Linked DNA regions of Homo sapiens: regions 1 and 2 are each linked to region 3. A link is a loop called in an ENCODE intact Hi-C map of the cell type or tissue named here. Cell type or tissue: endothelial cell of umbilical vein. All regions are shown on one strand. Links, peaks and the distances in the headings refer to the core of each region. The heading gives the core; the rest is flanking DNA. Region 1 overlaps MYLK (myosin light chain kinase). Region 2 overlaps ROPN1 (rhophilin associated tail protein 1). Region 3 overlaps MYLK (myosin light chain kinase).

Region 1 (10,794 bases), core at 1,692-9,691, 84 kb before region 3:
CTCTATTTCTTCTTGTGGGAATTTTGGTAGTTTGTGTCTTTCAGTGAATTTTTGTATTTTATCTAAGTTGTCAAGTTTTTATATTATGACATAGATTTGTTTATATATATATAGAGAGAGAGACTTGTTCTATATATATGGATTCATATATATATATATATATATATAATGTCTGTAGGATTTGTAGTGATGTTCTCTATTTTATTCCTGAGATTTATTTTTGTACCATCTTTCTTTTTTTCCTGATCAGCCTGCCTACAGGCTTACCAATTTTATTGATCTTTCCAAAAACCAAACTTTTGGCTTCATTGATTTTCTTTTCATTGTTACTGATTTCTGCTTTTATCTTTATTATTTCCTTCTTTCTGAGAAATTTGGTTTTAATTTGTTCTTTTTCTAGTTTATCCTAAAGTGGAAGCTTAGATCACTGAGTTAATACTTTCCTTCTTTACTAATATAAGCACTTAATGCTACACATTTTCTTCTGACCTTTTCCTGCATCCCCCCAAATTTGACATATTGTGCCTTTTTATGTCCATTCCATTTGAAATATTTTCTAATATTCATTGTGACTTATTTTTTGAACTGTGAGTTATTTGGAAATGTGTTGTTTAATCTGCAAGCATTTTAGGAATTTGTTAGATACCTTCCTGTTACTAAGTTTTAGTTTAATTTCATAACGATCAGAGAATATTTCTATGTGGTCTCACTTCTTTTAATTTGATTCAGGTTTGTTTAGTAGCCCAGAATATGGTCTATCTTGATAAATCTTTCATATGCATTTGAAAACAATGTATATTTTGCATTTGTTGGGTCAAGTGTCAATTCAGTCAAGTTGGTTGATAGTGGTGTTCACCTTTCTAAATTCTTACTTATTTTCTGTGTACTTGTTTTATCAATTACTGAGAGAGGAGTGTTGAAATCTCTAACTACAATTGCGGATTTTCCTAGTTCTCCTTTCAGGCCTAAGACTTTTTGGATAATGTATTTTGGAACCCTGTGTTAGATGTGTACACATTTAGGAGTGTTACATTTCCTTAGTGAATTGATCCTTTTATCATTATGAAATTACTCTCTTTATCCCTGGTAATATTCCTTTTCCTGAAATCTGCTTTGTTTGATATTAATATAGCCATTTCAGTTTTCTTTTGATTAGTGCTTACATTTATATCTTTTCCCATTGTTTTATTTTTAACCCATTTCTGTCTTTATATTCAAGGTGAGCTTTTTTTGTGGATAGCATATAACTGGGTCTTACTTTTTTATACAGTCTAACAATCTTTAATTCATGTAGTTAGGCCATTTATAATTAATGCAATTATTGATATGATTGGATTAAAACTACCATAAATATTTTTTGTTTCATCTTTTTCTTGTCCCTTTTATCCTCTTTTTCTGCTTGCCTTTGTATTTATTGAGATTTGTTTGTTTGTTTTGTTTTGTTTAAGGTGGAGTCTCGCTCTGTTGCCCAGGCTGGAGTGCAGTGGCACAGTCTTGCTCACTGCCACCTCCACCTCCCAAGTTCAGGCAATTCTCCTGCCTCAGCCTCCCAAGTAGCTGGGACTACAGGCACGTGCCGCCATGCCTGACTAATTTTTGTATTTTTAGTAGAGATGGGGTTTCACCATGTTGGCCAGGCTGGTCTCAAACTCCTGACCTCAGTTGATCTGCCTGCCTCAGCCTCCCAAAGTGCTGGGATTACAGACATGAGCCACCACATCCAGCTGAGAATTTTTATTATTTCATTTTATCTCCACTATTGGCTTATCATTATACTTCTTTTTAAAAATGTAGTGTGTGCTCTAGTGTTTACAACATATATCTTTCATCACAGTCTACCTTCCAATTATATCACTTCACGTATGGTATAAAAACCTTAGAATATTATACTCCAAGTTCTTTCTTCTCAACTCTTGTGCTGTTGTTGTTATGCATTTTTCTTTTACATACCCTATAAACCCATAGTACATTACTACTATTTTTACTTTAAAAAGTCAATCATCTTTTAGAGCAATTAAACATTTTAAAAAATGTCTTATATATTTACCTTCATTTTAACCATTTCTGGAGATCTTAGTTTATTTGTTTGGATTCAAATTCTGTCTGACATATCCCTTCTGCCTGAAGAAGTTTCTTTCTAGTTCTCATTATGCAAGTTTGTTAATAATTAATTCTCTCAGCTTTTCATTTAGTTTCCAAAGTCTGTATTTTTCTTTTATTTTTGAGAAATATTTTCAGGAGTATGGAATTCCAGATTGACAGGGTTCTTTCTTTCAGTACCTTTAAGATTTCCTTTGTTGTTTTCTGGGTTTGCACTTTTTCAGATGAGAAGTATGCTTTCATGTATTCCCTCACCCTGTCTGCCTTTAAGATTGTTTCTTTCCCTTTGATTTTCAGCCACTTGAAGATTATATGCCTAGGTGTGTTTGGTTGTTTTTGTTTGTATTTATACTGCTTGAAGTACTCTGAGATTTTTGGATTTGTGGTTTGATGTCCTTCATTATTTTTGGAAAATGCTTAATTATTATGTAAGTATTTCTTCTGACTCATCCTCTATTTCTTCTCTTTCTGAGATTCCAATTATATGCATATTAGACCATTTGATATTATTCCATAGCTTTTAGATTCTTTGTTTTCTTTTTTTCCCCCTACTCTTTTATTTCTTTGTGTTTTAGTTTGGATAATTTCTGTTGACTCATCTTCAAAATCACTGATTTTGTTTCCCCAGTTGTGTTGAGTGTGCTTGTGAGCCTGTTGAAGCCATCCTTAATCCATAGAAACAGAAAGTAGACTATTGGTTGCCTAGGGTTGGGAAACCTTAGGGTAGGATATGGGGAGTGACTGTGAATAGGTATGGCATTTCTTTTACAGGTGATGCAAGTGCACTAAATTCATTGAGGTGATCAGTGCACAACTCTTTGACTATACTTAAAAAGCATTGATTTGAAGACTTTAAATTGTATGGTATATGAATTATATCTCAATAGAGCATATATATATAAAATATGTATTATATAATTATATATTATATGTAATATATATAATATATAATTATATATAATATGTATATATAATATATACAACTTCATCTTTTATGTTCAAAGGCTACATTGATAAAACTCTGGTTAGAATCAGGAAGGAGCAAGACATCTTACTGATGGTGCTGAAGGGTGTATAGAACAAAAATAATTCTGAAGGAAATGTTACAGGCTGGGCACAGTGGCTCATACCTGTAATCCCAGCACTTTGGGAGGCCAAGGGGGTGGATCACCTGAGGTCAGGAGTTTGAGACCAGCCTGACCAACATGGTAAAACCCTGTGTCTACTAAAAGTGCAAAATTAGCCAGGCATGGTGGTGCATGCCTGTAACCCAGCTACTCAGGAGGCTGAGGCAGGAGAATTGCTTGAACCCAGGAGGTGGAGGTTGCAGTGAGCTGCACCATTGCACTCCAGCCTGGGCAACAAGAGCGAAACTCCGTCTCAAAAAAATAAAAAGAAATGTTACTATAACTGAAGCTGGTGGAAGGATAGGAATTATTATTTTGTCCCGTGTTACATACTTGATTCTAAGTGTTGGAAAATGACTCTATTAAGTAGGAAGTGTTCTTAATTAGTCCATGTCTTTATGTTTCCATGTGTTTTGTAATTTATAGTTATTAGTCTTATAAATTTTAAAAGTTCCAAGTCATCCTGATGCTTTGAGTTCTACCTAGTGGTCAAACTCCTCTCTACTATGTGTCCTTGGACGCCTGACCCACCAGGTACTAGTGTTATCTGGTAGTGATACTGTTGAATTTTAATGACCTGGCTGAGAGTTTCCATATTACCTCCTTCTGTTATAAAACAAAATACAAGTAGGCCTGTGGAGAGTTCTCCAAACTGAGAATTTTAGTACAGCTTTCCTACAGGAGGTTCACTAAGAAATCCACAAACATCATGTGGTAGCCTACCAGGTGCTCCTTAGCTGCAGGAAAGATACCCATGCCCTGGAGTGTTGTATGTTTCCAGACACTCAGAACACTTCTAAGTGTTTCTTGATGTTTCTGGTATGGCATAACCCCCAAAATATATTAAGCAAAATAAAGCAAGGTGTAGAAGAGTGTGTATAATATGTTATTATTTGTATTTAAGAAAAAGTGGGTATAAAAATATACATGTATTTTCAAAACATATCTCTAGAAGATGTGATTACATGGCTGATTCTGGAAGAGAAGTTGGTGCTGGATACCTAGGAGCTGGGTACCTAGAAGCAGGTGTGGGTGAAAGACATTTCACTATATACTTTTGTATCTTTTCAGTTGAAGGGGCAAGGGAAAACTTCTCCTTTGCCCTCTGAAGGTTCACTAAACATCAAATGACAAAAGGTGGATTAATAGTAGAAGAGGCACATAAATTTATTTGATCATAGTTTTCCATGACATGGGAGCCTTCGAATGAAGACCCAAAGATACAAAGGAAACGTTCATTTTTATGCTTAGGTTCAATAAACTGTGGACAACTGTGTAAAAATATGATTGGGCAAAAAGGGTATAATCTAATGCTAATAGACTGAGTAGGGAAACTCAGCAAGGCCTTTCTGTTTGTATTCCTCCTCTCTGTGCAGCATTTCTTCCTTCTGATGGGGCAAGACTCTCTCTGGAATGGGGCTCTTATGACCTACAGTCAAACAAGGTAGGTCAGATAATTTCTTTATGGCCAGTTTTTACACAGAAAGGCCAGGGGGAGAAGTTAGAATAATATTTTTAGGTTTCCTGGCTGGCTTTAAGGAAAAGGGATTCTGGTTTCTATAACCTGCCTTGGGGAAGAGGGATTCTGGTGTCCTTGGAGGAGAATGAGTGGCCAGAGACAGGAGGGAAGAAGAAGGTCAGAGAGAAACTTTTGCTTCTGAGGCTGCTTCTGAAGTCTTCATTTTGGGGTATTGTTTTCTGAGCCCCCAAACAATTTCAAACCATATAACTGTATTTGCTATTCAAACAGGAATACAAGTTAAATTAAAACAAAATCTTCCTAGGATGGTTAATTAAACTTGAGGCTCAGATTGGCCCTTGATAATTTACTCTTTGTCCTTATTTCTCATCCCTGGGGTCTTCTGTCTTCAGGTCTTCCACCCCTGATCAGTTGCCTGCCACAGACATATTCAAATATTCCCCTCCGTCTCTGAGCCTAATAGAAACTCTACACAGGGATGAAGCAGGATTTCTAAAATCTCTCTTGTGACTGATTGCCATATTGAACCTCAGGCTTTCTAGACCAGTGGTTCTCAACCTTGAGCCTGCATCAGAGTCACCTGGAGGACTTGTCAATACGCAGGTTTCTCAGCCCCACACCCAGAGTTTCTGATTCAGCAGGTCTGGGGTAGGACCCAATAATCTGCATTTCTAACAAGTTCCCAGGTGATGCTAATTAGGGACCACACTTTGAGAAACACTGCTCTATCCTAAAATAGTTTCTCCTATGATGGATTGATGTGTAGTTTTTGTGTTCCAGTTGTGTCTTCATTTAGACATATAAAGAAATAAAAGGAGAGCTATGTTCCTTTCCATGGGCATGCTTATAGTGCACCATTGCCCAGCTCTCTGTCCAGCCAACAATACCCTTCAGGCTCGTTATGCCTCATAAGACAATATGCATTTTACCACCAGCAGAGCTGACACATCAGAAACCTGGCATCCTCCTTCATCTCTACTTCCCGGAGCAGACATTCTTGTGGTCACTGCCATCAACTCCCTGTAAAGACTTAATTGGTATTTTAGAGCAGGCACTAGAAGAGTCATGCTAATTACTCATTTCCCTTCCAGTGTTTCTCTCCAGTGGTGCTATTAGCATTTTAGGCAAGACAAAATGCTTTATAATGCTCTTTATAATGAGCATTCTATTTAATGTAGGACATTCAGCTCCTTTCCCTTGTTCTCAAGTCGTTGTGACAGTCAATAATCCCACTGCGCATCCCAATGCTCCCTCAATCCCCCTAACCCTTAACCCCGTGCAACCTGCCTGCACCACCTTTACCCACCTGCACCCCCACCTCCAGGATGGGTGATGAGGGCAACTCAACTTTCCACTGAGAACCACCAAGACCTTTATTAAATTACCTGTCCAGACCTTTGCTTTAGATCCCTGCAAAAATCCCAAGACATATTTTATTATTTTCCTTTTTATCAAATGTTGATATTAAAAAGTTACCAAACTCTGAGGCTGGGCGCAGTAGCTCACGCCTGTAATCCCAGCACTTTGGGAGGCCGAGGCATGTGGATTGCTTGAGGTCAGGAGTTCAAGACCAGCCTAGCCAACATGGTGAAACCCCATCTCTACTAAAAATACAAAAATTAGCAGGACATGGTGGCGTGCACCTGTAGTCCCAACTACTTGGGAGACTGAGGCACAAGAATCACTTGAACATGGGAGGCAGAGGTTGCAGTGAGCTGAGATTGCACCACTGCACACCCCAGCCTGGGCGACAGAGCAAGATCTGTCTCCAAGAAACAAAAAACAAACAAACAAACAAACAAAAAACAGTAATGAAATGCCAAATGTTTCCTTTTGAAAACCCTATTGGTAGAATTGTCCATTGTTCAGTGGACAATTTTCCAGTGTTGTTCAGTCCTCTCTCTGGAGAGAGACCTTTTGGAGATTAGCACTGGAGGGCCCTGTTACCTGATGAAGTGGCTTCGTGTCCTCATTTGACAAGGAGAATTGTGTGACCTCTCCTGTTTCCTTTTTTGCCATGAGTGTCAGGGAACTCGGGGATAGATGTAATGCCTGATAGGGTTGAAAAATTAGCTTAGAAAATCATTTCACCCATATTATCAGCTTTTATATAGTTTTAATTTTTACATAATTAACAGCTTTATTTTTTGTTTTCTTGTGAGTGGCTTCTAATTATTTGAGAAGCAGGAGAGTATTAAATGTCTGTGGTGCATGTGAGTTGTGAAATAATAGCCAGATGTGGCCTAATCAGCTGGGCAAAAGAATGGAAATGACAGAGCACCCAGGGGCCTCCCGTGTGCATGGGGCAGGGTAGGGAACTGAGGATAGGGAGAGCAGCAGGTTTGGAGGCTCCTCTGGCTGGTAGAAAGCAGAAGGGGGCTGCTGAGAATGAAGGGCCAGGTGTGCTCACTGGAGGTGGGGTCAAGGTTAAGGAACTAAGAAGCAATAGGTATCCCTAAACCTTCACCAGAGATGGATATACATTGAGGGGGGTGGCAGCAGATGTCCTGAGCTTGACCTTTCTCTTCAAGGTCAAGAGATGTCCTGCTGGGATTGCCTGGATTAGCTTATGAGACATGTGGAAACCATTCCTTATAGAAACACCTGTTCTGCTTGAGCTCTCATTTGGTCCTGTGGCCAAACAGATTACAGGGAGCAACTGGGTGCAGACAAGGCTGGCATTCCTGAAATGAACTTTCTGCTGACACTTCCTGTCCAGGTGGAAAAGAGCACCTGGCTGTGGGACTGTAATGGGGTGGGAATTCCACCTCATCCTGCCCCTTCTTTGAGAGCCCCGTCTCTCCCGTTTCCTTTTCAAAGTGTCCCTCAAAGTGTCAGGGGAAGCCACAACCCTAAACTCAGGGTTTCCACCCTCTCTCTCTCCTTTGTGATTTATTAAGGGATTGTGTAAGGACGTTTTCAGTGTGGAAGTCCCCTGCTGAAATGCTGTCTTAGTCTATCTGTGCTGCTATGACAAAATACCTGAGGCTGGGTGATTTACAAATAGTAGAATTTTTTTTCCTCACAGTTCTGGAAAATGGAAGTCCAAGATCAAGACACCAGCAGATTTGGTGTCTTGTGAGAGCTGTTTTCTGCTTCCAAGATGGTGCCAAGTTGCTTTGTCCTCACTTGGCAGAAGACAGAAGAGCAAAAAAGGGCCTCACCAGTTCGCTCCAGCCCCTTTATAAGGTTGCTGATCCTATTCTCCAGGGCTCTGCCCTCTTGACTTAATCACCTCCTAAAGGTCCTACCTCTTAACACTGTTGCATCAGGGATTAAGATTCAACATAAATTTTGGGAGGGAACAGAAAACATTCAAAAACAGCAAATGCCATTGTGAGGGCTTGATTTCCTTTGGATTTTCAAACTATCCTTTTCAAATTAACACACCATCTGGATGGGTAGCTTATGGAGGGCTCTGAAATAAGTTATTTGTCCCTCTGAGGAAATGGAATTGCTACTTACTGTAGGTATTTATTTCCCTCTTAAGAAGTGAGATTTTCCCTCAGAGGAAAACAAAAGTGTCTGAAGGGAGGAGAAGGGGGAACTTCAGGAGCCTGGGCCAGGCTGAGTCGGGGGTCCCGTGTTCCACCTTGGTGTGGTGCTGGGGGAACAGAGCATATCAGCCCAGCCCTGGGACAGTGAAGGTAGGAGAGACACTCCTCTAGAAGCACAGTGCTTTCCCAGTGTGTTGGTGTTTCTTTTCCTGCCCTGTCAGCCCTTTATTCCCCTGGCCATGTCACCGAAGCCAGATCCCTGATAGCCAGGAGCCAGCTCCCTCCAGAATGCCCCAACAGCCACCTACCTGCACTGCCTTTCACCTGCAGGAAGGCAGCTCCCATGGCCTTCCTCCCTCACCCCTGCCAGGGCCTCTCCCTAGACCCTGCAATCTACCCTGAGTACCACCGTCATGGTTCTGCGTCTGTCCTCTGTGGGGGAAGAAAGTACCTCGTTCTGGTTCTCCTTGTAACTATTGTTCCTGAACTCTAAACGTATAACCCCCCCACACGGTAATAAAAGCCACCCATCGTCACTGTTGGGATGCTTCCCTATTTCTACATAGCCTGTCCCAGAGTGATGTACTCCTCCCAGCCGCTCCCACATCCCTTTTGCGTGTCTGTCTCTGATTTGGCTTTCCTTTCCTCCTTCCCACCCACCCAGGTGGCTCCCGGCTGCCTCTGCTGCAGTTCAGAGCAACTTCAGGAGCTTCCCAGCCGAGAGCTTCAGGACGCCTTTCCTGTCCCACTGGCCCAGTTGCCACAACAAACAACAGAGAAGACGGTGGTGAGTGAACAGAGTTTACATTATGCTGTTGACCATTCCTCCTCAGTCCACCCTGGGGAGGCTGCAGAGAGGGGAGCTGTGTGTCTTTCTAGGTGCCCAGAAGAGACTGCTGCCCCCAAGGTGAGATGGCACCTGGCCAGCTGCCCAAGCAGGTAAGAGTGAAGGCAGTATGCTGTAGCATTGTCTGTTGATTTTGGCTTAGCTGGTCAGAATTCTTGAACTGGCGAAGGTGGTGGAAATCATCATTGGAACTAGCCAGGAAACAAGATTAAGGGCCTGCGGGTTGCCCTGGCTGCTGCTAGAAACTGTTCACACTGCACGCTGTGGTACTCCATCCTTCCAAGCTGGCTGAAAACTTTCTCCTCCTGCTGCTCCAGGATGCTGCTCTGACTAACTCTGGTTTTGATTTCTCCTTTGACTCCATGGTTCCTTGGCAAGCAGGCATTGTTGGGGATGGAACACAGGTGGAACTTTGTGTTACCTGGACCCATAACCATAGCTAGTTCTGTGGGACTGAGCAGCTGCCAGAACACTATCCATAACCTGGTCACCTGCACTCTGTTTGGTGAGAAATCCTGTGTGATAATAGGTGTAGAGTGAGCCTGTTTAACAAAGACAGTGCCTTCTTTGGGCAGCTGTACAATAGTAAATATTCTAAATAATATTCCAAAATGTGGGTGATCGTTTGGGATTTCATATGTGTAATTTGGGGCTTAGGGTGTTTCCATTGCTTTCTGCAGCTTTAGCAGTGAGGAAGGTGGTTTCCCGCTGCTACCCTTGACCCCCTCCTTAGGGTCTAACTACTACAGTACTTCAGGGGTCCTCAGCTAACATCAGCCTGGGGTGAGGGTGTCAGTTAACTCTCAGTGCAGAGGAGGCTGGCAGGGCCAAAACCAATACCAGTGAAACAAAGAAAGTGAGAAGGTTGGTGGGTGGTGGACCTGGGGAGGCATGAATTAATAACAGGAAGTGTGGTCTGTGATTTCAAAAAAATAATACTGATAATTTCCCCCATGGTGCTAAACCTGCTTTGAACTATGACCCCATCATTGACTTGAGGGAATAGCTTCTTAGATTACTTTGAAAGACATATCGAAGTATGTAGGGCCTGCTGTTTTGTTAAGGAAATAAATCCCATAACATTAAAGGAATTTTTTTAAAAGTGACTATAAGGTTGGACTCTAATATGGCTGATAAAGGGAAAAGCAGTGTCCTGCTACTGCCTGAAAGAAAACACAGCATATGTGGCTCAGATGGGGGCTTTATTTTAGGATTTGTGGGAGGCTGGACCAAAGCGAACACTGAACATATGAGCAAGGCGTTCTTTAAAGGAAAGCCTTAAGGCTTTTCACACTGTGAAGCACCGTAGGTAGAAGATCAAAGGATGCACAAAATAATGCAAGTCCCTTCTATTTTAAAGACACATCTGCCTGGCCAAAAGTCAGGATGAAAGTAGTGCCTCTGGTACTGGTGAGTGGGCTATGCCAGAAGCCCTCTTTGTTTAGTCACCTACTTTATGCTGTGACGGGAACATTTGCAGTGAGGAAAAGAAGTAAATAAAAATGAGATAAAACTTCAGTTTTAAAGCCTAGGGGCACATGACACCATAGGACTCACCCAGTATTCCTTTCTTTGCATCATTGGGGCCATGTGAGCAAAGCTCTTGAGATACATCTGGTCAGTGCAAAGGCAGTCTAGAACTCATGCCCTTCTTTGTGAGTCCCTTAAAGTCTGAGCCAATGGGACACTCATAGGTAATACAGGACTCCTTAGCAAGTTGTAAACATTTTTTAAATTTAATTT
Region 2 (10,794 bases), core at 1,781-9,780, 230 kb before region 3:
AGTTTTCAAAGAAAATATGGCTGTCCTTAAGAATATTTTTAAATAAATCACATGAAATTTTTGAAAACTTAAGCATTTGGTAAGTAAAGGGGGAATTTTGGAAACATTATTTAATTTAGTAATTACAATTCTAGATTTTCACAAAATATAAATATCATTTATTTCAAGTATAATTTAAATATTTTGATTTTTTTTTTTTTTTTTTTTTTTTTTGAGACAAGGTCTTGCTCTGTCACCCAGGCTAGAGTACAGCGGTGTGATCTTGGCTCATTGCAACCTCATCCTCCCAACTCAGCCTCCTGAGTAGCTGGGACTATAGGCATGTGCCACCATGCCCGGCTAATTTTTGTATTTTTAGTACAGACAGGGTTTCACCATGTTGCCCAGGCTGGTCTTGAACTGAGCTCAAGTGATCCGCCCACCTCAGCCTCCCAAAGTGTTGGGTTTACTGGCGTGAACCACTGCACCCAGCCAAAAAATATTTTTATAAGACTTTACTGAAGGCCTAGAGTCTCCTTTACTAAATCATTAAATTATTTTCTATTATTTTTTTAGAGGCAAATGTTTATTATTTTTGTAAACAAACAAGTCATTACAAAAGTCCATTAAGTATCAGATTTTGGATATTTGTTTAACATCAAAAGCCAAGAATAAATAAGTCACAAACAAATCAAGTCACAATGGGAAAAAAAGTGAACAAAATCTACTGTTTTCTTAGGGACAAATGATGATGATGATGGTGATGGTGATGATGAAGAAAAATCATATAACTTCTTTGTTAGGAGAAAATAATGTGAAAAATAAGAGAAAATTAAATCAAAAGTAGAGCTAAGTATTTGCAACACATATGCATAAAGATTATCATTGTCACTGATAATAAATGCATTGCAATTAAAGTAATAATCCAACGTACAGGGATTGTTTTAACAAGATGGTTGAAAGGAAAAGCCCTATAAAGGCGTCTCTGGCAGCAGGTGTTATACATAAAACCTTCGGCACAGAAACAATAGGTAATGAAATCTGGAAGTTTACTGACTGTGCCAAACAGTATCCAAATATAATTTCAACTGTTGTAAGTTTGTAAGTGGTTGTACATTTTGTATTACTATAAAAAGTTTACAACCATCAATCTTTCATGGCACACCTGTAGCCCATTCTGCCATGGCCTCTAGTGGGGAGCTCAGCTTTAGAGAGCAATGAAAGGCAGAAGAGGATTGAGTGGTAATATGCATACTACAAACAATATTTGATGATATCCAAGTTTTCTAGGAAGGCCTATGGCACAGTATGAAAAACCCTGGGGAAGTATAGGGTTTAAGCAGATGAAAGAAGAAGGGCACTTCAAGTAAGCCGGCTAGAATTAGCAAAATACTGAGGGGAAGAGAGAAAAGAAGGATAGATTACTGTTAACAGTGGGCGAGACAGTGTTAAGCTTTGGATATATAATTTTTTTTTTTGGAAAGTGGCCAGAGCAGACTGTATAGGAAATTTGTGTTGGTAAAGAGTAGCGGAAAATTTTTAGTTTAGAATTATAGGTACAAATCATAGAAAACCTTGAAAGTCAGGATATGATTGTCATTTTGTGAGCAGTGCTCTCTGACTATAAAAAGCAACTTGGAAGATAGATCTGGACACACTGAACAGGACAGGCCAGAGAATGACCTGAGACAGGGAGACTAGTCAGGAGGCTGCACAATAGGTGATAAGGGGCTGAGCCAGAGACACAGGAGTAGAAATAGAAAGGGATTAATTGAAGACACATTTCAAAGGAAATAGTGGGATTTAGTGAGATTCAGCAGACTGAAGAAAATGGATGACTCTCAGACTTTGAGGCCAAAGGACTGAGAGATTAGTGGTATCATGTTCAGAGAAGAACCTGGGAGAGAGATTTAGTTGGGAGATGGACAATGGATTCTAGTGAAGTGTCCTGGAGGCAATGGGAAGTATGAAATAGAAGCACAAGGCGAGAGGTCAAAGATGGGAAAACAAGTGCAATCCACACAGTTTTGTCGTAGATAAAGCCGTGAAGAGGCTGCGAGCTCTCCAAGAAGAGCAACAGAAAGAATGCTGAAGACCTGAGTTGGGGGAAGATTGCTAACTCTTCCTCAGAGCAAGGAAGGAGGAAGAGGAATTATGGAAGGAGGCAAAGGAGCAATGCTGAGGAAAATAGACACACAAGAATGGCGTATGCTATCAAAGGAAGAGAAAGTCTCAAGAAGGAAAGAATTGTCATGTCTAGCAGGCCACCTCCCATGTCAGACTATGTGTATTCAAATCCTGCCTCTGTCACTTATTATATGTCATTGCAAAAGTTCTGTTATCTTTTCTAGTTTCATTATCTGTGAAATAATGCTAATATATTCTACCCCATAGGGATATTTTGAGGATTACTTGAGAAAAATGTATGGTCCTGTACTTAGCACAGTACTGGTCCTGTTATGAGTGCACCTGGCACTTACAATAAATTAATAGATATAATTGATAACTTTTAAGGGAAAAATAGAATGATGAGAAGAGAAAAAAAAACTGCAAGAGGTTAAAGAAGGACCAACCCCTGAGAAAGACAATGGGTATGGAAAACTTACAAGAGATTCCTTGCCCCAAAATGAAAAGAGCTTGCAGACCAATTGTTAGAAACAGCAATGGGATGAAGTAAAGGCTTTACTTAAGTTTGCTCTATACTGACTAAGGGTTAACATTGTTACTGTTGTCATGGAAGCTTCCTTAATTAGGATTGGGGCATCTTTTCGTTTACACGAGATTATCTGAGACTCCAGGAGAGAAATTAAACAATTGCACAACCAAAAGATCCTGTCAAAATACATGGACACAGAAAATGGTGCAGCCGCTGTGGAAAACAGTGTGGCAGTTCCTCAAAAAATTAAAATACAATTACCATATGATCCATCCATTCCACTTCTGGGTATATATACCCAACACAATTTAAAGCAAGGACTTGAACACATATTTGTATACCTATGTTCATAGCAGCATTATTCACAATAGCTAAAATGTGGAAATGATCCGACTGTCCATTGACCTATGAATGGATAAAATTGTGGTACATCTAGCAAAATAGTATTCAGCCTTAAGAACAAGGAAATTCTCAGCTTGGGGCCAGTGGTGCAATGGGTAACACATCTGACTATGGATCCAAAAAAAAGGAAATTCTGACACATGCTACCACATGAATGAACCTGAAGACATTGTGCTAAGCGAAATAAACCACACACAAAGGGACAAATATTATATGCCATATGATTTTATATGATAGTCAAATTCATGAAGATAGAAGAATGGTGGTTGCCAGGAGCTGTGGGGAAGGAGAATAGGGAGTTAGTACTTAATGGGTACAGAGTTTCAGCTAGTGAAGATGAAAAAGTTCTGGAGATGGCTGGTGGTGATTGTGGCACAACAATGTGAATGTACTTAATGACACTGAACTGTACATTTAAAATGGTAAATTGTATGTATTTTTAACACAGTAAAAGAATATATATATGTGCAGACAACATGAGCAAATAAGGCACTGCTCTTTGATAGATAAAATGGGTTGAAAAGTCATCAGAAACAACTTATAAGAGTAACTTTTTAAATGATGAAATATTTCATACTGACAAAATTAAATACATGATGTAAGTAGAAGTATAAAAATAATGAAACAAGCATCTAGACAGCAACCATCCAGCTTAAAACATAGAGCATTACTAATAGTACTGAGACCCTTGTTGTATTTCCCTAATAACATCCCTCTCCATCCTCTCCCTCCTCCACCAGGGGTAACCACCATTCTGAATTTGTATTTATCATTCCTTACTCTTTATTATAATATTATAACATATATATGTCACCAGAAACAATATATTGCTTTTCCACCTAGCATGGTGAGACTCCTCCATGGTGATGTCTGTGGCATACTCATTGAGAATTGTTGTTATTGTCTTAACAATTGAAGCTTTTTATCATTTTATCAAAAACAATTGAAGCTTTCGTCACTCTTTTTTCCTAATAGTGCATTTTGCCTTAAAGTATCTTTTGTCTGGCATGAGTATGTCTACCTTAACTTTTATTGGTTATTCTTTGCTTATTTATACTCTTTTCACCTTGAGTCTTTCTGTGTCTTCATTTTTTCAGGTGTACCTATACCTGTATTTTAACTGGCACATTTAAGCCCATTTATTTTTATTGTGATTACTGATATGTATGCATTATTTTCTACCATGTTATTTGTCTACTTTTCCTGTTTTTACCCCTCCTTTCTTGCCTTCTTTTTGACTGATGAAGGGTTTTGTTTGTTTGCTTGTTTGTGTTTTTAAAAAATTCCTTTTTTCCTCTCTACAGATTTAGTGGTTACATTACTGTTATAACTTTTCTAACACTTTGCAAAGTCTAAAATTAATCATTATTTTATCCTCTTTTTCCTCCAAATAAAAGAACATAAATAAAGTAAAAGGTCATGAAGTCCCACCAACCTAAGACCACTTTAGTTTCTTGTCTTGGGATTTCCCAGCCATGCTGGTGTTGGCATAAATTGAAAACTTAGAACTAGTCTGTGGCTACCAACTCCTGGGGGACTGTTTCTCTCCTGACTAGAAGCAGCAATGGAGACAGGTTTCTTTGTTGCTTACCCCTGCCTGTAGGCGGATATTTTCAGCCACACCTTTTCACGCTGAGGGTGTAGTCCCTGGGCGGGTCTCAAGTTTAGGTCAGAAGGGGAGTCCTTTAGTCCAGACATTTGCCTTTTGTGAGCCTAATCCTTGGTCTCTATCCACCCTGCCTAGCAATTTATCTCAAAGCTGCAAGTTCCTGCCATCTACATGTGCCCAGGTGAGCCCTAGTTTCTTCATTTGCCCAGCACTGCGGGTTCCCCTTTACTCACCTCATTGGCCACTGGAAGATTTCTCTCACTTCACTGCAAGCCCAGCAAGGCAATGTGAAAGGCTTGTACTGAGATTTGTCTGGCCTCTAGGTGTTTTGAAGAGGGACAGCTTTTTAGCATATCTAGTCTGTCCCTTTCTCTACTAAAAGCAGAAAAAAATCTTTTGATCTGTTGTTTATTTGTGGAGGGAATTGTATACACTTTATGGATTTTCATATTTTGTTTCAATTTGTCCTGGAACTTTTTGAGAGAAAATGTACGAATTTTCCACCTGACAATTAGAGTGGAAAAGAACATGCAGCTGTAAAGAGAGACGCTCACCAAATGGCTGTTTAATGACTATTTTTATGTGGAAATGGCCTAATGTCAATTCACAGAGGGTTCAGAGTAAATTTTGCTACAATTCTTACCCAACTAATAAGTGCTGGACGACATGGAAAGATGTTCATGATATACTTTTGAGTAAATAAGCTGTTTTGTATAATCTTATTTTTTTATTTTACAAACATATATATACTGAAAAATTCTGGATTTTGGGGGGTGATATCATTATTTTGGGGCGATATCATTAGGGAATTTTTTGCTGACCTCCACTTTTTAAATGAACAAGGGCTGTGTAATTTTTATGTAAAGGACATAACTATTTCCAACAAAAAGTAGGGGTTAGCAGATGGTTTTCTAACCTTGGCGTTGTGTAATAATAGAATGCATTTGTCTTGCAGAGTCCCCAAAATTGAGTGTCAAACAGAGGCTGGGTGACCTCCTGTCCAGGATTGCTCTCATCGTATGAATCGAAGTTTTCATCTTAACGTATTTTTTTCTCCTGAGAATAGGCCAACCAATCAATGGCTCAGACAGATAAGCCAACATGCATCCCGCCGGAGCTGCCGAAGATGCTGAAGGAGTTTGCCAAAGCCGCCATTAGGGTGCAGCCGCAGGACCTCATCCAGTGGGCAGCCGAGTACGTGCTCCTTTCTCGCCTTCACCCCTTGGAGGACGGCCGGAGACAGAGGGTCCTGTAAAACCGCGGAGGTTGTCATGGCTGCAGCTAGGAAGTCCGGACTAACTGGCATCGTCTTTGTTTTAGCTCTTGCATTGCTTTGATGCTTTAAAATCCACACATAAATGCTACATCTAGCTGGGCAAGGATGGGATGCCTCCCCTAAGGGAGCCAGATTGAGCAGTAGGACGCCAGGTCAATAGGCCGTGTCCTGGGGCAAGCAGCAAGTTAGATGACCGCGTCACACCAGCGTATGCACACCCACCTCCTCCCTGCACGCCTTTTCCCACTCCCGGTGGAAAGAAGGGCTGGGAATCTCCGAAGCTTAATCTGCCTTTCTTCGTTCTCCTGTCTCACCACTAGATGGCAGCAGTGCAGCCGGGGGAGGGAAGCGACAGCCCTGGGTGGATGGGGTGGGACCAGTCCTGCTAGTTCACTCCTTTAAGGAGACACTTCCTCCCCTGCTGTTAAAACTCATACTTGGACCCAACCAAAGACCCTTTATATCTTGTCTTGGAGGAAATTATTGTTATTTTCTTTAGTGTTTCTCTGAACTGATTTTGTTCTGCCAACATAAAGATGTCCGCACAGTACACACTGCATTCTGGGGAAAGGCCAAGCAGAGTGATGGGGTCCTCAGGCATGGCTGAAAACAGTGTGCCTCAAACACGGGTGCCTTCTTTCAGGAGAGACCTCCAGAGGCTGCTCAGTAGATGGAGCTTACACAACAATCGCTGCGGGCCTGGATTGAAGTAGCTTTGCACAGAAAGCCTCTCAGCTATGAAATTGCTCCTTGGACAAACTTGCCTGCTTGAAACTGGGGAACCAGGACTTGAGACAGGAGTTGGAAGATAACTAGACCTCACGGACCATTTTCAGGCTATTTTTACTGTTTGATGATTCCCTGCTTAGGAGGGTTTCAGTGGGAAAGTGAGAGTGAGAGAGGCCGTTGAGAGAAAGCCAGTGAGTTGGGGAAGGGAAGATGTCCTCAGGCTGAGGTTGTGAGTGGGTGTCCTGGGCAGATGGTGGGGAGAGTGTGGACACCTTTGAGAAGACACAAAATGGCATCTAAGAGGGGCCTTTCGGAGTCTCTGGGCCAGTGCTGTGCTCCTGGACTGGATTAGGATGTAGCTTTTACAATTGGAAGGAAAATAAGCCAGTGGTGCTCATAAAAAGAAACATAAATGGGGGTTGCTTTGCCTAGTAATGAGCCCTGTTTAGTTCTCCATTTTAAATTTTATATATTGCCTCTAAGATTGAACTTTAGCTTCAGAAGACTAATTTATTTTGGCATAGTCAGATAGACAGACTTTATCTTATACGTTAGTTTCAAACCCATTTGATTGTTCTTGTGCTGCCGTTTTATAGTAAGCAAACTGACATTGCTTAGTATTGTCCCTGACATTTATGGAAGAGGCATTCCACTATTGTAGACTGCTTGCTCTCGTATTGTATCACGTGCTATAATTTTTTTAGACATCCATGAAAACTTAGTTTGTAGTTTAACCACAATGAAAAAGGAGGGCATGACCTAAGAGCCCCCTCCATTCTATCCAGACATGAAAAGCACTGCTCAGATGGTTGTATGTGACTTACTTAAAACCTGTAGCATTTTAGAGAATAAAACTCTGCAAAGTGTTTCCAAGACAAAATACGTTTTTAATCCATTGCAAGTAAGAATTTCCCTACATATGTGTTGTCAATGAAGAAACCTCTTACCAGGCATCGGCAGGACATATACTTATTTGTCCTCTGGTAGGCATGTGTTACAACACAAATTTGCAATATATGTGTATAACCATGGACCTGATCACTTGCAAATGAAGCTCAATAACCCAAAGAACGAAATCCATGATTACAGCTTTGCTTCCATGTTGTCTAACCAATTCCACAAGAAGTCCAGAGATGTTGGTGATGAGTGTTACTCTACCTGGGCAGCACTTCTGTGGAATGAGGTGCTGTGTGTCTCTGTCCCTCCCATTTATACCACCCAAGTCTGGTTTATAAAGCCTGAGGCCACACCCTGCTCCTATTGTCATATTGCACCCACACCCCGCCCACCCCAACACTGATCTGTGTGCAGAGATTTCTCATGCACATTGTTAAAGGTGCCCTTCCTGCTGATGACCTCCAAGGGGTGACTGGCAATTACTGCTTTAGTCCATGTAGCTTTCGCTCTGCCTTGCTACGTGGCTCAGAGACAGGCAATGGTTAGCCCATCATTGTATGGCTTGACCCTGAAATGGACTTTTACAAAATTCCCTCTATATTATTTTCATACTACCTGGATCTGGAGGAAGTAATGGAGGGAAAAAAGCAGGGCGGGACAGAAATTTGTGGTTCATGGATCGTCAATAACCAGGCTTTTGATGGAGACAGACCCTGCCATGCTGCATTGGTGACCCACATGTCAGCGGCTCATGTCCATTCCCTGCTGCAGGCAGCCTCTTTTCATCTTATGCCAGTCCTGAAACAGAACTCAGTACTTGTTCCACAATGCCCCCAAACGAAGTCCACTCCACAAAACATTGAGGAGCAGGCAGATTTCACTGAAAATTTTGAGGGAAGATGGAGAAACAGTTTCATTTCAGAGGCACCATATAGCTTAAGATTGTCTCAAACCTTCTTCGGCTTCTCTTCTCTCCTGAGCCTTGCAGGCTGCCCTGCCAATGCTCTCTCCCTTCCCTCTTGAAGCCCCAAGCCTCACTACCTCCAGCCAGAAACCCTTCCTGATTCACCCCAGGACACTTCCATCTCTTCCCCTTCCCTCCTTTTTTGTTTCTTCAGAGATGGGGGTCTCACTCTGTCACCCAGTCTGGAGTGTAGTGGCACAATTATAGTTCACTGCAGCCTCAAACTCCTGGGCTTAAGTGGTCCTCCAGCCTGGAGTCACCAGATTACAGGCCCTAGCCACCATTCCTGTGCTGCCTTCCCCTTTCTTACGTACATTACTTTTTAGTTCTCTTCCAACTTCTCTTCCCAATATTATATATACATATGTAATATACATCTGCGTGTATAAAACACTCAGAGATGACTGAAAAAGAAACCTGAACCCAATATGCTCCAGGGAATTGCATACCCAAACTTTTCTTGGTTCTTCCTCATCCTTAGAGAAGAACAAAGCTTTGTATTCTCTAAGCATTCTCTATGCCCTAAGTGGAGAGTAACACATTCAGACTTTTCCCATATGTAAGTGAACTAAACACAATGACACATAGAAGCCACTTAACAAAGGTTCCTTTCTCTACCTCCTTCCCTCAGAAGAAGGTGGAAGGATTGCTAGAACAGCCAGAGGCCACTGGTGTATAGGATCCTCCTACTCTCTGACTTTTTTTCTTGTAGTTATTTTGAGGCCCTGTCCCGTGGAGAGACGCCTCCGGTGAGAGAGCGGTCTGAGCGAGTCGCTTTGTGTAACCGGGCAGAGCTAACACCTGAGCTGTTAAAGATCCTGCATTCTCAGGTAAGGGCCCTGCTGCAGCATTGAGGAGAATGTAGGGACAGTGTTGAGGCTGGGTGGGTACAGACAAAAAGCCCTCTGTTCTCCTGACAGTCAGCTGACCACTTAGCACCACCCTAAAATACACTAAACCGTGGACTGAAAGTAAATCTTTCCTTGGCAAATGGGAATAATTTTGAAATAGGCTGTAGGCTGAGTCATTGGTGGGGTCATCCCAGATTTCCTTGAAGCTGGCAGAATGTACAGGGGCTCAATGCAATGCTAATCTCGTCTCTCCAGAAAAGTGCAAGTCCTCAGTCACTGGACAGTGTCTCCTTACTGATCAAGACTGTAATATGATGAAAATCACAGTTTGGGGAAGGGCATATTTTAGCTCCCCAGCTATCCAAGGTCCAGACATTGCTTTTAGCTTTTAGGGAGAGGCTGTGAGCCTCTTCATAGCCACATCATCCTGGGAGCTGCCTGGTGAATGAATGCATGAGGAAGGTGCAGCTTGAGAAAGTTTGTGGTTTGGCAAATTCCCAGGACATATGGTTGAGCACCACCAAACCCTGCTTTATGGTCCAGGACAGAGCGGTTTGGGGTGATTTAGGACTGGCTTGGCTAACCACCTTGGTCCCAGAGGCTTAGCATTTCACTAGAATCAGACAGTCAGGAAAGGTGTTGGAGCACTTCATCGGGCATCTGTGCTCTTGTTGCATTGGTGGCCAACAACCAGTCACCTTCCCTCCTTTTATCCACCAAGTACCTTGTGCAGTGAACATGACAGAGCTCTAAAATACCTGGGATCAAGCAACATTAGGCATCCAGACCAAATCCCCACAGGTCAGCCACATACCCCATATCATTCCTGGGAAAGCATGAGGGATGCACTTGAGGTCTAGAGCTAAGAACTCAGTGCAATCGGGAAGAAACAGACCTATGTCTTGTTCTAATTTTACCATTCATTAGTGGTCTCAGGTAAGCCCTCTACCCCTTGGTTTTGTTTTCAGGCTCTTCTATCTGTCATATAAGGAATAAAACAATTTAGGAATACAATAGCAGATAAAAGCATCACCAGAAATTAAAATGTAATATAAATGTATATCTTTTGCATAATTCTGACACCTAAAGTTTGAGAATTAATAAATTATATTTCAGCATGCTCTTCACTAGGATTTGCAAAGATAACTGCCACACAGAGCCATCTTTACCTTCCTAACACCCCCTCCCGCCCCTTGCCATGTGCTGGGAGATGTGGACCTGGCCTGGGGACAGGGTGTTTCTCAGGGCCTTGTCTCAACTTCTCCCACAACCTCTGTGTTGTGTCTGTCCCCTGCCCTGCAGGTTGCTGGCAGACTGATCATCCGTGCAGAGGAGCTGGCCCAGATGTGGAAAGTGGTGAATCTCCCAACAGATCTGTTTAATAGTGTGATGAATGTGGGTCGCTTCACGGAGGAGATCGAGTGGCTGAAG
Region 3 (10,794 bases), core at 1,750-9,749:
ACTCTCCTAGGGGTGTCTTAGGTACACACCTGGCAGGCACCAATCCTGTCCTATTACGAAAACAAGGGAATAGCCCAAGACTTGCTTATGGTGTGATTATAACCTTGGTGAACCATTTGACACTTTCCAAAAGTGGGGAGCAGATATTGCTTTAACCTATAAGGGATTTAGGGTCTCTTGGAGATAGACGCTTATGAATACTTTTGGTTCTACAGAACTTACCTCACCAAAAACATGAATTTACGATGAGGCATGGAGACAACCACTCAACCTGGAAACCAAAATTATGGTCTCCAATCTGCCATTTAAGCTGCCATGTGAGATCATGGCAAACCATCTACTTCTCCAGGCCTCTTTTCTAGGCTACATGGGCCCAGTAAAACGACTGGCTTTGTGAGCTGTTGTGGACATTGTTGGTGCCCTACCCGTATACCTTCATTAGGCCCATTCCCAGCTGCTGTGAGTGTTGGTGAGGACTTGCAGGAAGGGGTCTCTGAAGCCCTATCTGAGGTTCTGCTTCTGGGTATCCAAACCAAAGACATCTCCGTCATAGCTGCAAGAGTCAAGTAAGAGTCTATACATGGCAGCCCTCTGAAAACTACAGGACCAAAGAGTTTTTACTGGCTCTTGATGAAGATCCTGACTGTAAAAATCCCAGCTATGACTTCTTGGTGGAAGGCCAGTGATGACAGCAGATAAGGCAACCTGGGAGGGCAGGGCTGTTGTCATGCATCCCAAGGATGTGAACCCAGGCTTATTCCTTCACCACCCAGAGGTCCAGGGTAGTGGCAGACAGTAAAAACGGATTGATTTTCCATATTGGGAGGGCAAGTATTAAAGTTTCAAATCATTCAGACCTTGGAACTGAACAAGGTCACAAAAATTCCTGCCTTTGCTTCAGGTCCAATGTGCTATAAAAGTATCATAGTGAACTGCAACTTTCTTAAGTGATGCCAGTTTCAGCATATTTTCAAATCCCTAAATATTTATTTTAAGAGGGCATTTCAGAGGTAAGCTTGGGGTATGTGTAGAAAGTGAGAGGAAAAGAGAAAGAGACAGAAGGATTGTGTCCCTGAGGTCTGGAACGTTTGCAATGTCCCCAGTTAATCATTGATGCCCCAGAGCCCAGTGAGCCACCAGAGCTGGCCCTGCTGCAGGGGGCCAGTATGCTTGCTAATGGAATGCCAGGACGCCTTTGGCGCAGTTAATGATTTACCTCCTCCTAGTTGCAGTGCTTGGCACTCCCATTCTCTGAAGCTGATAGAAGCCTGGGTAGACCAGCCCTGCCTAATGGAGTGCAGGAGAAGACAATGATGGTTTGCAGATTCACTGTATGAGCAGAGTCCTGAGGGGCCACCTTCTGTAGGAAAGGGTTTCACACGAGAAGAATACTTTAACAGTGTAATTGTTGTCTGATGTTCCCATGCATGAACGTTTCTGCCTTTAGGGCCACAAGATGACATGATTTTATATGGGCGCATGACATCTGTCACCTTTAAACATGCATAACATTTATTTGCATGGCTCTTTTATTTCCGCTACTAGATTTAAATTCCTTGAGGCCCTCAACAAATTAATGAATGTGCTATATACATTCATTATACAGCACACTAATATAAAAGAAATGCATTTTTTAAGTAAAATTCTTTTTTCTGTTTTGCAAAGGCCAGGTGTACTATTGCAGAACTCTCAGAAACTAATAGTTAACTAAAAAGAAAGGAGGAGACTCACAATCCTAACCACCCAGAGACAACAGCTGTTAACACACCATTTTATATTACAGTGGCTGTGAGACCCTGTGCATCCCAATGGATGCGGTCTCCTTCAACACTGTCAGCCTAAGTTCTGGAACACTTGTTTTGGTGAGGCTACAATGGCTTCAGGCATTGTTCACATGGCTTTTGGGGAATCCACTCCAGAGTCTCAGCATTTCCTCCAAAGTACTCAATCTCTGTCATGAGTATAGTTTAGATTTTGATAGGAAAGGGATATATTTTTGTTTCCAGACATTGTAAATAAGATGGACCATATTGATTTGGAGTTTTATTGTTGTTTCTTTTTCACTGAAGCTTGACCACAAATTAGTGGGGACAGAAAGGCAGTCTTGTGAGATTCACAAACTGGCACTGAGGGGTGACTATATGGAATAATCAAAGAGGGATTGTTCACTTTGGGAGTTTTCCCTGTTATTCAAGGCTTCCTTCCTTAGGAAGAAATCTGCATCCTGGTTACAGAGACTCTGGTCTAAGGGTGGGCTAGGGGCTGAGCACCTGGGAAGAAAACTGAGCACAGTCCAAAGACAACGACCGGCGCTTTTTAGCATAGCTCTTTCCTCGCTTAGTATGCTTAGGGAAGAGACTGTATTTGGATGCCCAGGCCTGTGTGCACATGCGCCAATATAGCATCACTCTGTGACCTTGCAGGGGGTGTGAGTAGGATTATTGCTACAGATCAGTGAAGCCTTTCTTTGTAAATGCAATTTGGGGGTCATTCAGTGAATTTTGATTTTGCTTCATCCGTATCCATTCTCTCTTTCCTTGAAGTGAATACATGGATAAAACTATTGCTACCACTGTTTTGTAATGCAAACAACTTTGTTCTCAGGAAGCTCCTATGATGCCTTCTACTTTCCAGTGCTAAAATCCCCAATTCTGGGTCCTTGGCTGTGCATTAGTGAGCCATTCTGAACCCTAATCCTCCAAAGATGAGTTAATTCTGAAGAGCCTACTGAGTTTCAAGTGTTTGAAGGCCCTTGGGGGACTTCCTTTCTTTAAAACTCAAAGTGAATTCTTTTCTTTGAATTTATCTCTGCATTTTCCCCTCTTTTGAGAGATGTCTTCTCTCTGACTGGGTTGCTATGAAACTCAGATGATTGCACCACTGTACTCCAGCCTGGGCAACAGAGCAAGACTCCATCTCAAAAAAAAAAAAAAAAAGGAAACTCAGATGAGCCAAGTACTTAGAGAAGTGCTGAACCCTTAGCACTCAGCAAATGTCAGCTGCTAACTACAGTTAGAGAAAGGCAAGTGGTCTAGAGCAGCACTACCCCATAGGACTGTCACAAGGCCTGGATGTAATTGTAACTTTTCTAGTAGCCACATTAAAAAGTAGAAACAACTGAAATTAATCTGAATACATTTAATTCAACATATCAAAAATACTACTTTTCAACATCTAATCCATATTTTTAATTATTGAGATATTTTGCCCTTTTTTGTATTGTCTTCGAAACCCAGTGTGTAATGCACACTTACAGTGCAACTCAGTCTCACTGGCCACATTTTGAGTGCTCCATCGCTACCTGTGGCCAGTGGCTACCGTGCTGGGCAGTGCAGGTCCTGAACCTTGCTACTCAAGGTGAGTTCCAGGGACCAGCAGCATCAGTAGCATCTGTGAGCTTGTCCCAACTGCAGAATCTCAGGCCCCAGCCCGGACCTGTAGAAGCAGGATATGCATTTTAACAGGATCACCAAGTGATTTATTAGCATGTTGGAGTGAGAAGCACTGGTCTAGAATCCCCGTACTCAGTCCTGGCCCCCTGGGATTCTAATCTAATTGGTCTAAGGTGGGACCTGGGCACTAGTGTTTTTTTAAAGCTCCCCTGGATGATTCTAAAATGCAGCCGGGCTTGAGAGTCATTTGCATAGTGGATTCTGGACCCAGGATGCCTGACTTTGCCACCTTCTACCTTTGAGACCTTGGGAAATTGCCAAAACTCTCTGTACCTTGATTTCCTTATCTGTAAAATGAGGATGAAATGGGGGCGTTATGAGGATTAAATGAGTTAACACATGTAAAGCACTCCAAACAATACCTGACACAGAGAGAGTACTCATGAAATACAGGCTCTTACCCTTTCTTCTTTTTCTTGAAGGTCCGGGGTTACCCAGAGCCCCAGGTGACATGGCACAGAAACGGGCAACCCATCACCAGCGGGGGCCGCTTCCTGCTGGATTGCGGCATCCGGGGGACTTTCAGCCTTGTGATTCATGCTGTCCATGAGGAGGACAGGGGAAAGTATACCTGTGAAGCCACCAATGGCAGTGGTGCTCGCCAGGTGACAGTGGAGTTGACAGTAGAAGGTGAGTCCCAGGAGGCCCGAGTCCAGGAGGGAGCTGAGCTCTCAGTTACCCCAAGGCCTGCAGCTCCTGCCTTAGCCCTCTCTTGAAGGATGGAGGAACTGACAAGAGAAAACACACCCCATCCTTGAACCCCGGACCTTCCAATCTAATGGGAGAGATGTGGTCCCTGCGAACAAGGGAGGCATCCAGGAGATGATGTTTGTCAAACTAGGTATCACCTGTCTCCTGCTTGAGCCCTCCCATGGCTTCCCCTCACACTGCAGCTGAAATCAGACTCCTTAGGATGGTCTTACAGAGCCCCACCCAATCTGGCCCCTCCCTAGCTCTCAGACCCATCTTCTGCCACTCTGCACCTGTTCAGCCCACCGTGGTCACACCCACCTCTGGCCCTTCTTTGAGCAAGGCTACAGGGCCTTCACCCTTGCTGTTCCTTCTGTAAAAGAAGAGCCCTTCCCTCAGCCTCTCACCTGACGCTCCTTTCACATCCTTCAAGTCTGTTCTCAGATGTCTGCTCCTTAGAGGCCCTTTCCCAACCATCCCAGCCCTATGACTCTCCATCTTCTCACCCCACTCGAGGTTTTTCTTTTAGGACGTATTACCATCTCACATTGCAGTGTCTTCTCCATCCCCCACCACTAAATGGAAGATTTAGGAGGAGATGGACTTTCTCTGCTCATTGCCTTATCTCCAACATCTAGAAAGCTTCCTGGCACATGGTAGATACTGAAATATTTGAGGAATGAATGAACAATGTTTTTATCCTCATTAACATCATCTTTAGCGTCATTATGAAATAATACATGCTCATTATTAAAAATTATGTAACTCAGAAAAATATGTAGGAAGTAAACACATCAATGTGTTAACATATTAGTTAAAAGTAATTGCAAAAACCACATGACTTTTGCACCAACCTAATATTTTTGTCTTTTTCCCCACTCTGTACTTTAAAAAATTCTGTTAACTTTAAAACTTCTAGGAGAAAAATTGGACCATAAGTAAAATATTTTTTGCTACTAGTGTGTCCTTCTGCCATGCTGAAGCCACTCCACTGGAAAGAGTATCTCTAGTTCAGGTCCCTGGCTGACACTTAAAGCCTTGATATCAGGAAGGACATGGGGTCTGTCAGCCCCTCAGAAGTAACACAAGGTTCCCTTGACCCTTCCCGGTCTTTCTAAGACTGGAAGTTTATAAACCAAGGCTCAGACTCACTTCTCCTCTTTCAGAAGACTGTCCTCCCAATCTGGTTTTCAGGGGACACTAGATGGAGAATTAAGGTAGTCAGGGAAGGTTCCAGAAGGGGGCGAGGTGCACCTGGGCCAATGGCCGCCCTTTGCCCTGTTTTCCCTGTCTCCCCACACCACAGAAGGGCCAACAGGCTGTTTCACAGAGTGGAGCATGCATAGTTTGGATGCTTTCCTTAAATTCTTTAACTGAGTGACTCACTTACTCTAATGACCTTTGAGTGCTTTTGGCTGGGGCATTCCAGATGGAAAGTGGCCCCTGCTCAGAACCTCAGGATGGACCTCAGCTCTGCCATCCTGGTGCTGTGCTTTCCCCTACATGAACCCCCTTTCAATGCCTGAACTTTGTGTTGATGCCTACAAATAAAAATTACCCTGTTCCCTCTTCTGAGTTCTGTTTAGAGCTGGGGAAATTGAGAAAGCACTGAGTTATGAGTTTGTGCCAATGAGATGTGTGACTCTAAACCTCTGCACCTGTCTTTCTGCAGGATAAAGGGTTTGACTTTGGTGGTCTCTACAACCTGGACTAGCCCTTGTTTTCTATGATCCACATTAAGGGAAGACTGGAGTCTGTTAGGAATACAGGGGAGGCATATAAAACCTAGATAATATGAAAACGTTTTCTTCAATCCCTACTGTTCAGGAAGTGAGATCTGATGTCATGACCAAGCAGGAAAATTTTTAGTAGCTCATGGTACTCAGGGCAGGGGAAAGGAAATCAGGCTGAGGGCTGTAGAGGAAGGAGAGCAGGCTAAGGCTCTCAACCCCACCCCTCCCCTTTGGTTTTCATTTGGGGAGACTCAGGCCCTCAAATTAAAATTAAAATACAGTTAATTAAAATAAAATTAAGACATAAAATGTAAGATACTTTCTGTCTTCTAACTCTAGGAGATAGAGAACAGCCTAAAGGATGCAGCTCTTTAAATGTGTGTGAGTCCTATGCACATTCTGCTTCTGCAGCAAGACCGATTTTAAGCTAATGTGTGGTTTGGGGCCACCCCACAGACCTAGGCCTGAAAGAGTCCACTCTGGGCCCTTCTGCCATGGATGAGTTGCTGGCTGTGCCAGGCTAGCCCAACCCTTTACAAAGGAAACCTAGCAGCCCAACTGCCTTCCCTCCAGCTCTCTGTGCTATGCTTCTTACTTGGAGTGAGCAGAGGTCCAGGAATTCAGAGTGTAATTCATATGTGGAGTTTTGTAATCCTTTAGTGGTCAAGTTTAGGAGGCAGTGTTGTGCAATGGAAAGAAAGTCAAATGGTCTTGGATTGAATTTTAGCTCTACTAATTTCTAACTATGGAGAAATTAACCTTCCTAAGCCTTACTTCCTTTTCTGTGACTTGGAGTTCATGGCTGCCCCACAGTGTGGTACAAGGATAAGCACAGCTAGTAGGAAGTAGCACCCAGAAAGTGGTAGCTTCATCATTGTTTGAACTGGCATTAGCATCCTTAGAGCTACTTAAAAAGGGAAATCTGCAAGAGAGAAAGATTCCTCATCTGACGTTTAATGTAGTGATCAGGCCCAAGAAACATTCAGAATCCCCCAAGAGAACCAGTGCCTTAATGAGGGCCATGCAGTTATTCAGGGCCTTACATGATGGAAATCAGCCTTGGTCTGAGCCCCTGGAAGGCTATCTGAAGACAGCTCTGACACTTGCCCACCTCCAGAGGTCAGGTCATGAGGCTTGGTGCAGAGCAAGGAAGAGACGTGGTACCTGCCCTCTGAGAACTTCCTCTCCCGTGGAGGACCACAGACCTGTCCTGTAGAGATTTAATGTGAGCCACATATATAATCTTTTTTTTTTTTTTTGAGGCTAGGTCTTGCTCTGTTGCTCAGACGAGAGTGCAGTGGTGTAATCACAGCTCACTGCAGCCTCGACCTCCTGGGCTCAAGCGATCCTCCTACCTCAGCCTCCCAAGTAGCTGGGACTATAGGCCTGCACCACTACACTGAGCTAATTTATGTATTTGTATGTATGTATGTATGTATGTATGTATGTATGTATGTATGTATTTTTCTGAGACAGGGTCTTGCCGTGTCACCCAGGCTGGAGTGCTGTGACATGATCTTGGCTCACTGCAACCTCTGCCTCCTGGGTTCAAACAATTCTTCTGCCTCAGCCTCCCAAGTAGCTGGGATTACAGGCGTGTGCCATCACGCCCGGCTAATTTTTGTACTTTTAGTAGAGATGGGGCCTCACCATGTTGGCCAAGCTGGTCTTGAACTCCTGACCTTGTGATCCGCCTACCTCAGCCTCCCAGAATGCTGGGGTTACAGGTGTGAGCCACCGTGCCCGGCCTTATGTATTTATTTTTTTAAAGATGGGGTTTCACCGTATTGCCCAGGCTTGTGTAATCTTAAGTTTACCAGTAGCCACATTTTAAGATATCAGGTAAAATTCATTTTAATAAAATACTTATTTAACCTATTATATCCAAAATATTACCATTTCAATGTATAAGCGATATAAAAATTATTAATGAGATATTTTACATTCTTCAACATCTGGGATGTATTTTACACTTACAGCACACCTCACTTCAGACCAGCTATAATGCTGAGTGCTCAATAGCCACAAGTGGCTAACAGCTACTCTTTTGAACAGTGCAGTTCTAGAAGCTGCCACCTGAATAGGAATAAACAAGGTTTACACAGAACAAAAAGAGAAAGCCACATGGATGAACAGGTGTTGATATGGTTTGGATGTTTGTTCCTTCCAAGTCTCATGTTGAAACGTGATTTCCAAGGTTGGAGGTAGGGCCTGGTGGGAGGTGATTAGATCATGGGGATGGATCCCTCATGAATGGCTTAATACCATCCCCTTGGTGATGTGTGAATTCTTGCTCAGTTAGTTCACATGAGATCTGGTTGTTTAAAAGAGTCTGGGACCTCTCCCTTCTCTCTCTTTCTCCCTCTCGTCATCTGACATTTCTGCTCCTGCTTCACCTTCCTCCATGATTGTAAGCTTCCCGAGGCCCTCACCAAGAGCAGATACTGGTGCCATGCTTCTTGTACAGCCTGCAGAACCACAAGCCAAATAAACCTCTTTTCCATGTAAATTACCAAGCCTCAGGTATTTATAACAATGCGAGAACAGACTAACAGGTGGTGAGTAGTCCTGGGTCATCACACATCCACACAGTGAGCATCGGACATGAGGTGGAGTGAGTGCCCAAACGGTGGGTGTGCCCCAGCCCCAGTGGTCTCAGTCTGAGAAGGCCTTTGACTTTTCAAGGACCAGAGAGTCACTTCAGGTAATAAAGGGTTAACTTTAAGGACATAAGCTCAGGAGCCCAGGGAAAGCCAAACTGGCAGCCCCCAGAGGAGATCCAGACCTCAGATGGATCACCCACCTTACAGGATTGGTTAGTGCAAATGCATGTGCACAGAAATCACCTGGCGAATCTGGTTGAAATGCAGATGCTGATTCCATAGGTCTGGAGCAGAGCCTGGGAGTCTGCATTTCCAGCCGCCAGTTGATGCCATGCTGCTGGTCCACAGACCACTCTTGGAGTAGCAAGGAGGGATTTAATTACATGTGTGATATATTCCACCTAGTACAGTGATTCTCAAACTTGAGCATGCATCAGAATCACCCGGAGGGCTGCTGAAAACACTGACTGGGCTGGAGCCGTCTGCCTGGCTCTCCCCTCCCAGATGGTCCAAGCACACCTCCTCCCTACCCCCAGCCACCCCTCAGTGCCGCAGCTCCTGCTATCCACACCCGCATGAAACTACTGCAGTGCAGACCGAGGCTCTGACTATGTGAGAGAGAGAGGGCCAGCCAGCAGGTCACCTAGACTGTGACAGCAGAAGGGAGAATGACCCCCTGTCACAAGATTTAAGGGAGAAGAGTAGCCCTGGTGACCACTAAGGCAGCTCTGGTGGTGCCACTGACACCAGGATTCTCGGGCCACCTTGAATTCGTAGGAAATGCTCCTGTGCCATCTTTTGTTGCCACTGCCGTTTTTCAGGGGCAGATCTCTTAGACTCCTTTTATCTTCATGTTGGGTTGGATTGATGACATTATACATTTTTAGGCCGTGTCTATTTATACTGGCTGAGTTTTAAATTACTGTGTTCCTCCTGGATGTTTGTCATGGTTCTTCTTTTGGTTCTTTTTGCTCTTATTTCTTTTGGACTGTCTTCCTTTATCTAACTTTTCTACCCATCTGAAGGACCTATAATTATATTTCCCATTTATGTTCTTTATAAATGCTTTTCAACCTCTAAAACTCCCCAATGACTTCATTTTCTAGGGGTATATACCCTATTTTTTAAAATCTAGGCAGAATCTTAAAATGCTCTGAGTTTTTGTCCTTTTCTGTCTCATTAAAGTTAACAATACAAATGTGATAGAAAGGGAAATTATTCTTTTTGCCCCACCAGACTCTTTGCTGTAAAATAGTTGTGTGTTCAAGACTGCCTTTGCAGAAGCAGCCTTACTCATTTAGTATACAAAAGAGTTAGCTGGAAAGTTACTTGGTCCCATTCTGTTCTTGAAGGATGACTTCCAAATTTCCTTTAGCTGGAATCTCTTCCCTCCTTTATCTTCACCATCCACTTTGCCTTTGCCTCTTTTTCCCTCCAAAATACACACAGGTTGCCCTTGCTGGCCTAACTTAGATTTTTGCTACTGATGCTCCCTCCTTTTTCCATCTCGTATTCCTCCACCTCCTTCTCCCATCTCCACCCCTGGCCTTTGGTAGATTTAGGCTTTTCCCAGTTGCTGTTAGTTCTAGCCTCTTCTTCATTCCTCAGATTTTATTGAACTTTGTGCTAGGATATAAAGAACAATAAAGCTCAAACTCCTAGCCTCAAGCAATCCTCCTGCCTCAGCCTCCTGAGAAGCTGTGGCTACAGGCATGTACCACCATGCCTGGCTTCACAATTCTTTATACTTGAACTTATTTGTCTTTAAATTGTAAATAAAGCCGGGCATGGTGGCTCACACCTGTAATCCCAGCACTTTGGGAGGCCAAAGTGGGCAGATCACTTGAGGTTAGGACTTCAAGACCAGCCTGACAACATGGTGAAACCCGTCTCTACTAAAAACATAAAAATTAGCCATATGTGGTGGTGGGTGCCTATAATCCCAGCTACTCAGGAGGCTGAGGCAGGAGAATCACTTGAGTCTGACATGAGGAGGTTGCAGTGAGCCAAGATTGCACCACTGCACTCCACCCTGGGCGACAGAGTGAGACTCCATCTCAAAAATACGTAAAAAATAAAAATAAATAAATAAATTATAAATAAGTATTTTAAATGTTTTTCTTCTCCACTAGAACTGTAAGCTCCATGAAGGCAAGACATGTCTCTTTTTATCAGTTACTGAATCCCCAGTGTAAGGAACCTAGCACAGGGCCTGAGCCATGATAGGTCTGGCCTGTAGAAAGAGCTCAGTAAATATTTGTTGACTGCCTCTGTAGCTGCCTTTGGTACTTCATCCCCTGTACTAAGAAAGGGATT

The links. Hi-C counts contacts between places; a loop is a spot of excess contacts. Peaks named below come from ENCODE experiments on the same cell type or tissue, not always from the same donor. Only the 100,000 strongest peaks of a DNase experiment are listed, where the experiment ranks them.
Region 1: it touches region 3 in a loop (8-fold over the local background); 2 of 110 quality-filtered maps call a loop at or near these places.
Region 2: it touches region 3 in a loop (6-fold over the local background); 7 of 110 quality-filtered maps call a loop at or near these places.

What each region holds. Positions count from the first base shown.
Region 1 is chr3:123,829,745-123,840,538 of GRCh38, reverse strand. It overlaps MYLK (myosin light chain kinase), which reads left to right. Exons shown (of 34, transcript NM_053025.4): 3 at 8,869-8,991. Among named protein-coding and RNA genes, the nearest start is that of MYLK, 49 kb to the left of the region's middle. In endothelial cell of umbilical vein, for the core only: no CTCF peak of the experiment used is centred there; a DNase peak (open chromatin) is centred at 5,688.
Region 2 is chr3:123,975,412-123,986,205 of GRCh38, reverse strand. It overlaps ROPN1 (rhophilin associated tail protein 1), which reads left to right. Exons shown (of 6, transcript NM_001317774.2): 2 at 5,713-5,840; 3 at 9,225-9,342; 4 at 10,666-10,794. The coding sequence starts at 5,725. Among named protein-coding and RNA genes, the nearest start is that of ROPN1, 11 kb to the left of the region's middle. RefSeq lists an enhancer at 5,467-5,966. In endothelial cell of umbilical vein, for the core only: a CTCF peak has its summit at 6,233 (motif pointing right); no DNase peak of the experiment used is centred there; H3K4me3 peaks cover 288 bases; H3K27me3 peaks cover 3,009 bases.
Region 3 is chr3:123,745,619-123,756,412 of GRCh38, reverse strand. MYLK (myosin light chain kinase) reads left to right here. Exons shown (of 34, transcript NM_053025.4): 5 at 3,875-4,082. Among named protein-coding and RNA genes, the nearest start is that of MYLK-AS2, 61 kb to the right of the region's middle. In endothelial cell of umbilical vein, for the core only: no CTCF peak of the experiment used is centred there; DNase peaks (open chromatin) are centred at 5,592 and 5,992; H3K27ac peaks cover 1,407 bases.